Linked DNA regions of Homo sapiens: region 1 is linked to region 2. A link is an interaction called in ENCODE POLR2A ChIA-PET data of the cell type or tissue named here. Cell type or tissue: GM12878. All regions are shown on one strand. Links, peaks and the distances in the headings refer to the core of each region. The heading gives the core; the rest is flanking DNA. Region 1 overlaps SNX10 (sorting nexin 10). Region 2 overlaps LOC105375199 (a long non-coding RNA gene).

Region 1 (2,912 bases), core at 264-2,763, 380 kb before region 2:
AATCAGTTATCCTAAAGGGATGAATCTCTAAAAGTAGAATGCAGCCATCATGATCCAGGAGAGCAGGGGAGATATGCACGCATGCACACATACATTCAAAAGGGGTTTCAGCCCACACTTCAGGTCACATCACACAGGGAGGAACAGTCTAGTTACACCAAGTGAGCCCTGTGCCAAGGAAAGAGCCCAGTGCCCTTATGGAGGAGGGAGCAGGCGCTTGGGCAAGAATGTCCGACTCCATGAAAGGGACTGTGTGCAGCTGGAGCAAATGCTCACTCATACACCCCACAAGATGAGTTCAGCAAGGCTGAGGCAAGCATCCTGAGTAGTGTAGAAAAATCAAACAGCTCACTCTGGACATTCGAATATAAAAAGAATAAAAATGCCTAGCTCCACAAAAGACACTGTCTGAAATGCGCTTCCTGTCACAGCCACCTGCCTTTCCATTTGGAGTCTGGGTTCTGTCTCATTAAACAGAAGAGTTGATTCAGTTGGGTCCATCTAATTATTCTTATTAAAATATGTAACCATAATATTTTAATTGTAAATTAAAGTTGCATGCATGAATGACTCTGAATTCATTTTAATTTCACAATGGCCCAATGCCAAGGCCTTTTTATGGAGAAGATCCATCAGCTCGGATACTGCTCTCCTGGGAATTCAAACCAATGTGCAAATGGAACATGCTTAACTAACAAGGGAGATTCTCACTCCCTTTTCTCCTCTTTCTAGATTTATTACAGTCATAAAGCTGTTTTAACAAGAGAGACTACATTTGATTCCTCACCCCCAAAATGTAAAAAAAAAAAAAAAATTACTAAATTTTAAGGTCAGTACTACCATTTAGACAGAACCAAGATGTCACTCCCAGGCTGTATGAATCTTGTTACGAGGATGGTAAATAAATCTCAATTCACGTGCCAACCTCATGATTAATTAGTAATGTTTGCTGTGGGTACTGAGAGAAAAGTGCTTCCATACTCACTGTACCCTTGGTCTAGATTCCAAAACAATCAGTCATACTGCATTTGGTCCTTACATATTCGATTAGGTGGAACCTGAATTACTTTCCACTAAACAACCAGACACTAGGATATGAAAGGCTTGACCTAAACCTTCTCTATTTCTAACTGGCATTGACTACAGGGTGCTGTTGAGGAGCTGATTAGATAAAAATATCTTTTATAGTTAAAGGTTTAGAAAGCTTCTTCTTGACTTCTAAGCCAATGCCTGAAGGATAAGTAGAAGTTAGCCAGTCAACACAGTACAAAGGCTAGGGGAAGAGATTATTCCAGGCAGTGGAAAAAAACATCTGTAAAAGTCCATGGGGGTCAGAGTGCATGGAGCATTCAAGGCTCTAAAATAAGCTCTGAAATAAGGAACAAGAAGTGCACTGGAGTGGTAGGTGGGGCACAGGAAAGAAGTCTGGAGAAAGAAGGAGGTTTGGATCCTGCAGAGTGCTAGAGACCACGTGCAGGTGTTTTGACTTTGTTCTAAGGGCAATGGATTTGACGCCAGGCGATCATTCCAGCTACACCAAGTGACTCTGCACACTGCCACACATGGGTGCTGGGAGGATAACTCCGCCCATGGCTCCTTTGGGAGGACGACCAGAAGCTCTGTCCTTGGACCCCACCTGACTGCCCATGCGTCCAGCTCTTGCTTTGGCTGGTTCTCGTTTGTGTTCTTTCTCTATAAAAAGCAGCGTCTGTGAGGATAATAGCTCTGAGTTCTGTGAGTTTTTCTTGTGAATTATTAAACTTGAAGGTGGTTCAGGAAAGCCCCAAGCTTGCAATTGGTGTTGAAGACAAGGGCAGTCCTGTGGGAACTATGCCCTTAACCTTGCAGTTTCATTAACTTCATGGGCGGGTATTTCCCGGAACAAGCAGCTTGGTCTCAGGATTACTTAAAATGAGATGGAAAAAAGCATGCCTGGTATAGGTATTGTGGAAGGTCACCTCTAGGGGTGGAAGTGAGGGGGACTGACTGGAAAAGGGCACACGGTACCTTCTGGGGAGCCAGAAACATCTATACTTTGATCTGAGTGGTAGTTACACAGGTATATAAAAATCCATTTAGGCCATGATCAGTGGCTCATGTCTGCAATCCCAGCTCTTTGGGAGGCTGAGGCAGGAGGACTGCTTGAAGCCAGAAGTTCGAGACCAATCTAGGCAACAAAGAGAGACCCTGTCTCTACTAAAACAAAAAGACAAAAATCCATTGAGCTACATACATAAGATTGGAACACTTTATGCATTTTACTATACATATTATAGCCCAATTTTTTTGTTTTTTGTGGGTTTTTTCTGAGACAGAGTCTCGCTTTGTCACCCAGGCTGGAGTGCAGTGGCATGATCTCAGCCCACTGCAACCTCCACCTCCCAGGTTCAAGAGATTCTTGTGCCTCAGCCTCCCAAGTAGCTGGAACTACAGACGCATGCCACTACGCCCAGCTAATTTTGGTATTTTTAGTAGAGATGGGGTTTCCCCATGTTGGACAGGCTGGTCTCGAACTCCTGACCTCAAGTAATCCAACCACCTCGGTCTCCCAAAGTGCTGGGATTACAGGCATGAGTCATGGTGCCCAGCCAATTATTTTGGTTTTTGGTTTTTCGTTTGAGACAGGGTCTTGCTCTGTCGCCGGGGCTGAAGTGTGGTGGCGTAATCTTGGCTCACTGCAACCTCTGGCTCCCAGGCTCAAGCAATCCTCCCACCTCAGCCTCCTGAGTACATAGGACCACAGGCACAGGCCACCATGCCCGTCTAGCCCAATTTTTAAAAGTTAAAAAACAAACCAAAACACTGCCTTTGAAAATGGGGAAGCCCAGCCTAGAGTTAAGGGATGCAAGCAAGGCTGGACTGCTGAGAAGAACCTGAAGCCAAAGATAGGGCTGAAATTAAAGATGTGAGAG
Region 2 (2,912 bases), core at 145-2,644:
ACACATGTTAGTAGTAGTAGTAGCAGTAGTTGTTGTTATTAGTATTATTATTATAACTACATGAACCGGGCATTTTAAAATTTATTTCAATATTTAATTTAGAGAAGTACATGTATATATATTTTGGAGACAGAGTCTCACTGTATCTCGAGTCTGGAGTGCAGTGGCATGATCTCACTCAGCTCACTGCAACCTCCACCTCCCAGGTTCAAGCAATTCTCGTTCCTCAGCTACCCAAGTAGATGGGACTACACGCACCCACCACCACGCCTGGCTAATTTTTTTATTTTTAGTAGAGACAGGGTCTCACCATATTGGCCAGACTGGTCTCGAACTCCTGACCTCAAGTGATCTGCCCGCCTCAGCCTCCCAAAGTGTTAGGATTACAGGCGTGAGCCACTGTGCCCGGCCCTTGGCAAGGCTATGTTAAAACAAAGGATGTTATGGGTTACCTAATAACTTGACATAGTGTATTTTTTTGTTTTGTTTTGTTTTGTTTTTGTTTTTGTTTTTGTTTTGAGACTGAGTTTTACTCTTGTCGCCCAGGCTGGAGTGCAATGGTGTGATCTTGGCTCACTGCAACCTCTGCCTCCTGGGGCCAACCAATTCTCCTGCCTCAGCCTCCGAGTAGCTGGGATTACAGGTGTGCGCCACAACGGCCAGCTAATTTTTGTATTTTTAGTAGAGACGGGGTTACACCATATTGGCCAGGCTGGTCTCAAACTCCTGACCTCAGGTGATCCATCCGCCTTGGCTTCCCAGAGTGCTGGGATTACAGGCATGAACCACCGTGCCCAGCCCATAGTGGTAATTTCTTAATGCCTTTGTGGAACCAGCTCAGTGGTTGGGACACTTTTACAGGTGAGTGGGCTTTGAAGCATAAGGCTCTTCAGGGCAAGTCCCTTAGGAGCAGCCTTATAAAGACGTAAGGCAATGCTGACCTCTCTCGTGGCATGGGTCTCCCCTCTGGGCAGCAGCCCCTGCTGATGGCGGGGATAGTTCAGAAGGAATTTGGTGGCCGGGAACGTCCTCTGTGCTGAGCGCACCCTCTAGTCCTTTGCCATGCAGCTGTGGCGATTTGCGTAGCCTGTGCTATTTATAACTGCATATTTGCTCAGAAAGAACCATCTCATTTTCTGACTGCAGCTGCCCACACGGGTCTGGCCGCCGCTGGGGTTTTCCAGCAGGCCACCACGCCGCCACATCACTTGAGAGCATCTTCCGTGGGTTCTGCCTCGTTCTCCTGCCCTCATGACGTTCTGTGGTTTCACTTTGGCTCACTCATTCATCTCACAGCCATGCATTGAGCACCTACTATGGGCCAGACACTATCCAAGGCCCTCAGAAAACTGAGTGAGACACATGTGCTGCAAATCCCTCCCTCAAGTAGCTTGCAGGCTATGAGGAAGACTGATAGGCAATTTACTGTGCAGGTTCTTAGCCTTTGGTGTTAGTTTCTACCTTCTCTTCCTCTGTTTTCAAACCAGATCCTTGGCGGGAACCTGCCATGCCGCAAGCTTGTTTTTGTCTTTCCATTCACTGTCAAACTCTACCACGTGATTGCACCCACTCATTAAATGCCCTGCAGCCTGGCTTCCTGCCTAGATCACCAGTCACTCATACCGGCTACCCTCCCTTTACCCTCACGTTTCAGTTCTCTTTTGACTGTGAAGACCTAGTGTTGGACCCAGTGGAACACCTGTGTGTCTCCGCACGTGGCGCCCGCGCTGGCTAGCCTCACTCCTTTGCTCTGCTCCCTCTGACATGGGTTCTGTCACCTCCTCTTCCCTTGGGACCCAGGAGCCCTGACTTCAACCTGATCTTCCTTCTCTCCAGTTCCCAAACCCAGCCAGTCCCAGGCCGTCGTGTTCCCTCCCATCTCTGGAGGACTCATTTGGCAAGTGTCATGATTTACCTTGTGGTTTATCAAGGGGTACTGTTGATTGGTAGTTATTTTTGTCATCTCATAATTTGAGTTTTCATGCAGATTGTGAATGGTCCTTGTTCACAGAGCTAATAAGCAGTCCCTTCTGGCTGAATCTGCTGAGGACTGGCAATAGATATTTTCCCTTCTCTTTAGCTAGTTAGCTAGTGTGCCAGGCCTGGCCTGTGAGGCCATTCCTTCCCAGCTGTGCTGTGTAATGCAGGAGGCTGGCCCTTGTGGGCTATTTCTTAGGATCCGGTGTCAGCTGCTTTCTGGCTGGGTTTGGCCAATGGAAGGCACCAATGGGAACTGCATGGTGAGAAGAAGAGAGAAGCCACAATGTTTCTCCTTGCCCTTCCCTGTCTTGAATGGCATCTACAGCTCCAGCTCCTACCAATCAGGCCCCTGTGGTTCCAGCTTCTGCAGGGTGACCTGGCTTCTTCTGGCTTCTGGTAACACTGCTTCCTCCTTTGATCCTCCACTTTAGGGGCAGTATAGCTTCCTGTCCCTGCTCATCTCTGGGTTATGTCACCGTCTCCTAGTAACTGCTCAGCTTTGTTGTCTCCTGAGCAACCAAAATACTCAGAGTGGTTTCTGTTCCCTGGCTAGATTATGGCAGACATGGTTATTCCTGCCTTCTTCCCTTCCTTCCCTCTCTTCTTCCCTTGTTCCCTCCCTTTTTCCTTCCTTCCTTCCAATTAGTTATTTATTGCTGCATAACAAATTACTCTAAAACCTAGGCAATAAGCATTTAAGAGCTCACAGGTCCTGTAAGTAAGGAATCTGGGCACAGCCTAGCTGGGCACCTCTGGCTCAAGTTGTCTCATGCAGTCAAGCTGTTGGTAAGGGTTTTGGTCTTATCTGAAAGCATGACTTGTGAGGGGGCTTCATCCCCAAGATCACTTGCTTGGTGGTCCTCAGCCCCTTGCTATGTGGCCTCTCTGCAGGACACCCTTGTGATGTGGCAGCTAGCTTCCACCAAGGCAAG

Evidence for each region. ChIA-PET counts read pairs that join two places held together with the same protein. Peaks named below come from ENCODE experiments on the same cell type or tissue, not always from the same donor. Only the 100,000 strongest peaks of a DNase experiment are listed, where the experiment ranks them.
Region 1: POLR2A ChIA-PET joins it to region 2 with 5 read pairs; 2 of 35 experiments call an interaction of 5 or more read pairs at or near these places.

What each region holds. Positions count from the first base shown.
Region 1 is chr7:26,347,246-26,350,157 of GRCh38, reverse strand. The region is part of intron 2 of SNX10 (sorting nexin 10); the gene reads right to left. Among named protein-coding and RNA genes, the nearest start is that of LINC02981, 50 kb to the left of the region's middle. RefSeq lists an enhancer at 1,548-1,697. In GM12878, for the core only: no CTCF peak of the experiment used is centred there; a DNase peak (open chromatin) is centred at 1,753; H3K27ac peaks cover 1,223 bases.
Region 2 is chr7:25,967,032-25,969,943 of GRCh38, reverse strand. All of the region lies in intron 6 of LOC105375199 (a long non-coding RNA gene), which reads left to right. Among named protein-coding and RNA genes, the nearest start is that of MIR148A, 19 kb to the right of the region's middle. RefSeq lists enhancers at 947-1,386, 1,837-1,896. In GM12878, for the core only: a CTCF peak has its summit at 1,323; DNase peaks (open chromatin) are centred at 1,333, 1,613 and 2,363; H3K4me3 peaks cover 1,208 bases; H3K27ac peaks cover 2,182 bases.